Regions from separate parts of the Homo sapiens genome. Here region 1 is linked to region 2. A link is a contact called in ENCODE Hi-C or POLR2A ChIA-PET data. All regions are on one chromosome and are shown on one strand. Each heading gives the region's core, a stretch centred on a gene start or an enhancer-like site at or near the end of the contact. The rest is flanking DNA. Distances are from core to core; before and after follow the strand shown.

The links. Hi-C counts contacts between places; a loop is a spot of excess contacts on that map. ChIA-PET counts read pairs that join two places held with the same protein, here RNA polymerase II (POLR2A). Pooled maps may share reads with other maps.
Region 1: a map of naive thymus-derived CD4-positive, alpha-beta T cell shows a loop between it and region 2 (13-fold over the local background). The contact joins the enhancer-like site here to the promoter of DRG1 in region 2. A Hi-C loop is called at or near these places in 7 of 168 maps with a recorded cell type or tissue (B cell, CD4-positive, alpha-beta memory T cell, CD8-positive, alpha-beta T cell and 2 more), 17 of 37 single-sample maps with no recorded cell type and 19 of 50 pooled maps. POLR2A ChIA-PET finds 5 or more read pairs at or near these places in 10 of 52 experiments (AG04450, B cell, CD4-positive, alpha-beta memory T cell and 7 more).

The regions. Positions count from the first base shown.
Region 1 is chr22:31,633,589-31,637,208 of GRCh38, reverse strand. All of the region lies in intron 3 of PISD (phosphatidylserine decarboxylase), which reads left to right. Among named protein-coding and RNA genes, the nearest start is that of MIR7109, 14 kb to the right of the region's middle. RefSeq lists a silencer at 3,055-3,104. Within about 2 kb of position 1,373, at least 8 of the 41 ENCODE cell types and tissues checked have a DNase peak (open chromatin) inside an H3K27ac peak, as active enhancers do; they include dorsolateral prefrontal cortex, where a contact is called at or near this core.
Region 2 is chr22:31,397,675-31,400,958 of GRCh38, reverse strand. DRG1 (developmentally regulated GTP binding protein 1) reads right to left here and starts at 1,355. Exons shown (of 9, transcript NM_004147.4): 1 at 1,234-1,355; 2 at 216-339. The coding sequence starts at 1,275. RefSeq lists enhancers at 1,246-1,295, 423-1,328 and a silencer at 1,416-1,695.

The DNA.
Region 1 (3,620 bases), core at 124-2,623, 240 kb before region 2:
CTATATATATATATATATATATATATATATATATATATATATATTTTTTTTTTTTTTTTTTTTTTAATTTATTTATTATTATTTTTTTTTGTAGAGTTTTGCCGTGTTGCCCAGGCAGGTCTCAACCTCCTGGGCTCAAGTGATATAGCTGCCTTGGCCTCCCAAAGTGTTGAAATTATAGGCGTGAGCTACTGCGCCCAACGAATATGTAATCTTTTTAAAAAAAGGGAAAAGGTTGGGCGCGGTGGCTCACACCTGTAATCCCAGCACTTTGGGAGACCGAGATGGGTGGATCACGAGGTCAGGAGTTCAAGACCAGCCTGGCCAACATGGTGAAACCCCGTCTCTACTAAAAATACAAAAATTAGGCTGGGCGTGGTGGCTCATGCCTGTAATCCCAGCACTTTGGGAGGCTGAGGTGGGCAGATCACAAGGTCAGGAGATCGAGACCATCCTGGCTAACACGTTGAAACCCCGTCTCTACTAAAAAAAATACAAAAAATTAGCCGGGCGTGGTGGCGGGCGCCTGTAGTCCCAGCTACTTGGGAGGCTGAGGCAGGAGAATGGTGTGAACCTGGGAGGCAGAGCTTGCAGTGAGCCGAGATCGTGCCACTGCACTCCAGACTGGGAGAGAGAGTGAGACTCCATCTCAAAAACAAAAAAAAACAAAACCCAGAAATTAGCTGGGCGTGGTGGCGGGTGCCTGTAATCCCAGCTACTTGGGAGGCTGAGGCAGGAGAATCGCTTGAACCCGGAAGGTGGTTTTATTGTTTTGAGGCATGGCCCTGGGGGCTTGTGGCAAGGGCTGAGGTGTTTGGGGAGCAGCAGTGCAGGAAAGGCCTTACTCAGCTGGGCTTGCAGGTATGCTCACTCCTGTCTGAGCGCTGCTTCCTTGTTTCTAGCCTCCGTTTAGAATAAAAAAAAAATGTATAGTACAGTATTCCAATTCATCAAAAGGAATAAAGACAGATCAGCCTGTCTGGTCTACCACCATTCAGCCTAAGCATAAGGCAGAACCCTGTGAAGTGGCCTGTGTCCTCCTTCTCTCCCTGTCCCCTTCCTGGAGCCCCATGGGCCTGTGCTCAGCACGCGTCCTGGCGCCGCGGTGTACCTGGTAGTGGGCAGTATCGGACGTGTTCTCCATGTTGGTGAGCGATGTACATGCTGTAGCTTTATTATTCTCATCTATAAATAGGGCCATTCATGCCCTCATAAAGTTGTTAAATAAGAGTGATGTGTATGTAAATACCTGGCCCCATGCTGGCAGGGAGTGGAGCTTTAGTACTATTTTACTTCTTACCTAATAGGTGTGAGTGTGGAAATGGGCAAATAGTCAAGTTGGCAGGGAAGCAGAGCCTCCTGCCTGCCCCAGTGCCACCTGAACTCCTGTAGTGTTCTTATGCCACTGGAACTGGCTGGCAGGGGCCAGCTCTGACCTCAGAGAATTGTGGGCTCACTCTAGGGCAGGAGGAGATCGCAGAGGGCGGAACGGTGGCTCATACAGCCATGCCCCCAGGTGGCCCAGGACCCACCTGGGAGCTACCTCCAATGGCTTTGAGCGGTCAGTGTGTGGACAAGCGGAGGGACCGTGTCTCAAGAATATGTGGAACTCAGCGGGGCATGGTGGCTGACGCCCGTAATCCCAGCACTTTGGGAGGCAGGCAGATCACCTGAGGTCAGGAGTTTGAGATGAGCCTGGCCAACATGGTGAAACCCCATCTCTACTAAAAATACAAAAATTAGCCCAGTGTGGTGGCAGGTACCTGTAGTCCCAGCTACTTGGGAGGCTGAGGCATGAGAATTGCTTGAACCCGGGAGGCAGAGGTTGTGGTGAGCCAAGATCATTCCACTGCACTCCAGCCTGGGGGATAGAGTCAGACTCTGTCTCCAAAAAAAAGACATGGAACTTAAACACAAGGCTAAACTTCTGGGCTGGAAGGAATCGAGGGATGGCCGACTCAAGATACCTGCAGCCCTGCATGAAGCTGTCTGCCAGGAGGCTCTACCTAAAAGCAGTTTTGTTTTGTTTTGTTTTGTTTTTTGAGACGGAGTTTTACTCTTGTTGCCCAGACTGGAGTGCAATGGCACGATCTCAATTCATTGCAACCTCCACCTCCCAGGTTCAAGCGATTCTCATGCCTCAGCCTCCTGAGTAGCTGGGATTACACGTGCGTGCCACCACACCTGAGTAATTTTGTATTTTTAGTAGAGACAGGGTTTCACCATGTTGGCCAGGCTGGTCTTGAACTCTTGACCTCAGGTGATCCGCCCACCTCAGCCTCCCAAAGTGTTGGGATTACAGGCATGAGTCACCGTGCCAGGCCTAAAAGCACTTTTTCTTTTTCTTTTTCTATTTTTTTTTTTTTTTTTTTTTGAGATGGAGTCTTGCTCTGTCACCCAGGCTGAATGCAGTGGCAATCTCAGCTCACTGCAACCTCTGCTTCCTAGGTTCAAGCGATTCTCCCACCTCAGCCTCCCGAGTAGCTGGGATTACAGGCGTGCACCACCACACCTGGCTAATTTTTGTATGTTTAGTAAAGATGGGGTTTCACCATGTTGGCCAGGCTGGTGTTGAACTTCTCACCTCAGGTGATCTGCCCACCTTGACCTCCCAAAGTGCTGGGATTACAGACACTAAGTCACCACGTCTGGCCTAAAGCACTTTTTCTGAATTCCACCCCAGTCTGCCCTTCCTGAGTGCCTGGGCAGGGCCCTTGGGGAGCTGCTGGTGGGGCTCTGAATGTGCCAGGGGTATCCGGGACATCTTGCAGGCTAGTGGGACTGCCAAAAACGATTCTCAAAGATGAGTGGGGAGTTGGGCAGGGATAGGAGAATCTGGTGTGTAGAGAAATAGCCTGAAGGCACTTTGTGCTTGCCTGGCCTCTCTGCCCAGACGTTGGGGAGGCTGATGCCTGCCTGTGGTTTCTTGTACTAGCCGTTAAGACCCCAGCCATCTTCCTTGAGGGGCTTCTGCCAGCCCCCAGGGAATGAGAATTAGCCAAGAGCCAGGAAATGAGAATTAGCTGAGGACACCTTTTACCCCTGTTCCGCAGCTACCTTCTGTTCCCTGGCACAGGGCATCCCCTTAGAAGTAGTGCATGAAATTCACACAGCTGGGACCTGGCAGAGAATACAGGTGGCTTGACTGAGGCAGGGAGGCCTCCATCTGCAGGTGGCCTGAGAGCCTGCAGAGCCTCACAGTGGCACTAGGTGGCACTCCCACCCAAGGGAGTCCTAACAGAGTGGGAGGCGTGGAAATAAAGGACTCCATGGCCTGAAGGAAATAAATACAAGGTAGGAAAGTAAATTTCCAGACAATTTTTTTTCCCTAATGGAAATTCACTTGTAAGTGATTGTTCAAAATCCAGAGGCATTTCCCCACTGAAAATATGTGTGGTGGAGGTCTGGTTGGAAGGTGGGGTAGTGCTAATCTCGGCCAACTTGTGGGCTGGTTTATGGGTTTCGTTTGTTTGTTTGTTTGTTTGTTTGTTTTTTGAGACGAGTCTCGCTCTGTCGCCCAGGCTGGAGTGCTATGGTACGATCTCGGCTCACTGCAACCTCCACCTCCTGGGTTCACGCCATTCTCCTGCCTCAGCCTCCTGAGTAGCTGGGACTACAGG
Region 2 (3,284 bases), core at 106-2,605:
CTTTTTTTTTTTTTTGAGATGGGGGTCTATGTTGATCAGGCTGGTCTTGAACTCCTGGCCTCAAGTGATCCTCCTATCTCAGCCTCCCAGCATGCTAGGATTGCAGGCGTTGAGCCACTGCACTGGGCCATCTTTAGTTATTTTTAAACCACATGTATGTACTATTTTGACAAAAATTATACCTAAAAATATATATATTGAAGAAGAACACAAACCTTCTCCTGGACCTCCACCACCACCACCCTTTGGAGTAATGAGTTCTCGACGAAGCTTAGCAAGACGAGCCTTAAGCAGCCCTAAGTGGTGTGCTGTGGCCTTGTTCTTTTGAGTCCGAGCCATCTAAAAGGGAGGAATCACAGCCATAAATTAGAAGCAGTGAACGCTTCCCCCAGCTTTGAGAGGATAATTTTTTTCCCCAAGTCCTACTAATGTTAGCACACCCAGTTTACAGGCTTTAAAAGAGTAAAAGTCCATTATCTCCTCCATCCAGCTCATTTCCCTCACTACAAAGCAAAGCAAAGCCCAAAGAGGAAAGACGATTAAGGTCATTCCAATTAGTGCCCCCAGACTAGACTGAAACCCGTCTGCGGGTTCCTTTTCTACTATTTGCAGCTGTTTGGATCCATCTAACACTGGGACACCACTTTCCTAATTGTAAAGCGCTCTCAGGGCCGCACGCAATGGAATCACACACTATCCAGGCGGAATAAACTGCTCCCACACAGATGTCATTTTACTTCCAGATCCGATTACCGGGAGCAAATACTCTGAATCAGGGGGTCATTAGGGTAGACACTGGGAAAAGGGGGAATAAGGGGGACGCAGCGAAGGATGATGAGGAAAGATCCTGAACTATCTGACCAAGTCAGAGATGGAATAAGGGACAGGATTCAGTGTTTCTCAGAGCAAAACGGAAAGAAACAACATCAGAACAGGAGCCAAACACTGGGAGGGGGAACGGACTAAGGGCCTAAGGTGCAGGGGTGCGGAACGCGGGCCCGGGCAAAGGGGAGTCCGAGAGCGTAGACGCGGGACGAGGGGAAAGGGGGCCCTGACTGAGGAGAGTCGGGGACTCCTAATCGTGGCAGAGGGCAGTCGGAACACGGGCCTCGCTGAGAGAAGTCGCGGAATCTAGGCCCGGTCCTGACGCGGCTCAAAGGAGAACAGGAAGGAGCGACGCCACCAAAGAAGGAATGCTCAGACTAAGAGTGAACCGCCAGCTGCGTCCATTACCTCTGCTTCTATCTCCGCGATCTTAGCTAAGGTGCTGCTCATCGTGGCGAGTACCCTGTGGCCTCCACACTGTCTCCCTTCACACACCCGCGGGCAAACTGCCACCGCCACCAGGCGCTACTGCAGCACGCAGGCGCGGTACTTCGAATTACCGCGAGAGAGTTCCGCGTAGGGGTCACCGCGAGTCGCAAAGCGTGGGGCTGTCTCCTCCCCCTCACCCGACCCCGCCCCGTCCCGCGAGCCAGTGCGGTGTCATAGAGCCCGCGGGAGCGGAGGCCAGAGAGGCCACCCCTGTCTGGGCCTCCCCGAGCGCGCCGAGGGTCGCGCGCAGCTCGGCCCCGCCCAGCGGGACCCGCTCCCAGCTGCTCTGCATGGTACTGAACGCTTCAGTGCTGGAGACCCCAGGGCGTGGTGCAAAGCCGACTCATGCTCCGCACCCCTGTTCCTCGCCAGCATCTGCGGGTCCTGGGTCCCTTTTTCACAGCTGGGGTGACACCCCGACGCCCTCCATGGTCTTGGAGGGAGTAGAGACCCATCTTCAGCCTGCCTCACCCCCTTGGATAAAGAAAATGCCCCCTTTCTATCATTCAAAATTATTTTTAGGTCGGTTTTGTTTACTCCGAACCCCGAGTAGAGCACATGGGGAGCCCAAAATAAGTGCATACTTGAATGGATAATTCCCAGAGAACTGCTGCTTGCAACATAGTTTGTAATACCAAAAAATTGAAATCTATATTAACACCCATCAGTAGGAAAATGGATAAATGAATAATGCCTCTATCCTGTTTTTGAAATATGATTACAGCCGTTAAAACGTAGATCTGTGGTCTGACTGGCTACCCAGGACATGTTAAATGGGAAAACAACTAGCAGAAGGGCACCTACGTAGTGATACCATTTATGTTATTTTTAAAATTAAATGTACATTTATATAGGTGTACGTGTATGAACGTGCAGTTTAAAGGCCTAAACAGAAAAATACATCAGAAGCTCTTAACTGTGGGATGGGATGCAAAGAAAAGGCCTTTCACATTTTATTCCACAGAATTTTGAAGTTAAATTTTTACAAGACGAATGTATCCATGTATTACTTGTGTAATAATAAAATTTAAAATTTCAAAAGACTCCTCTTCCCCAAGTGTCATGAGGAAGCCAGGACGTCCAGGAACTATGTGGTGGTTTTGAAAGCGGTTTGCCTCAGGATCAATGGGTTGTTTTGATAGATTGATTATTCCAGCGGGAGTCGACAGGCCAGGCTTAACCCACAGTCGACAGGCCAGGCTTAACCCACAGGGCTGGCCTCCACCCAGCCCTGGGAGGGAAGTTTAATTTAGTTAAATTTGTAAACAAGAACTATTCTAACTTCCCAGAGACAAAAAAGGGAGGTTTTCTTGTGCATAAAGAGGGAGAAACAGAAGGGAAAGCTTTTACAGAAGGTCCCCAAAGGGCCAAAGAGAGTTTCTTCTTTCTTTTCTTTAACCTCAGCCTTTTTCATAAATAAATTAAGGGATGATGAGGTAATTAGATCCCACACTATTAGCAATGGAGGAGGGAAGATGAGGAGGTCCAGCTGGAATGGGACATGATCAAAGATCAATCTTAAAAGACAGATAAAATCAAATCAGCAGGCCTATCCTAACTTGAAGTACTTAAGGAATTAATTGGCTGACAATATCAAGGGCATCACTGCTCTGTGAGTAGGTGCTCCTTAGCAAATCTATTATATGAGGCCTGCAGATAAGTTAACACTTACTGCTCAAAGACACCCTGGGACCCACCTTGGGGCCCTGAACTGTCAATAGGCACCAAAGAGTAATACTCATTTTCCCGAGTCCTGGGTGGCCATCCTGTTCATGCAATCGTTATTTACAGAGCTCCAACTGCTGCCTGGCACTGTGACAACACTGGGGACAGAGTAGAGAGTGAATCAGATATGTTCCTGCACATAACAAGTATTTAGGCCGGGCGCGGTGGCTCATGCCTGTAATCCCAGCACTTTGGGAGGCCGAGGTGGGTGGCAGATCACGAGGTCAGGAGATCGAGACCATCCT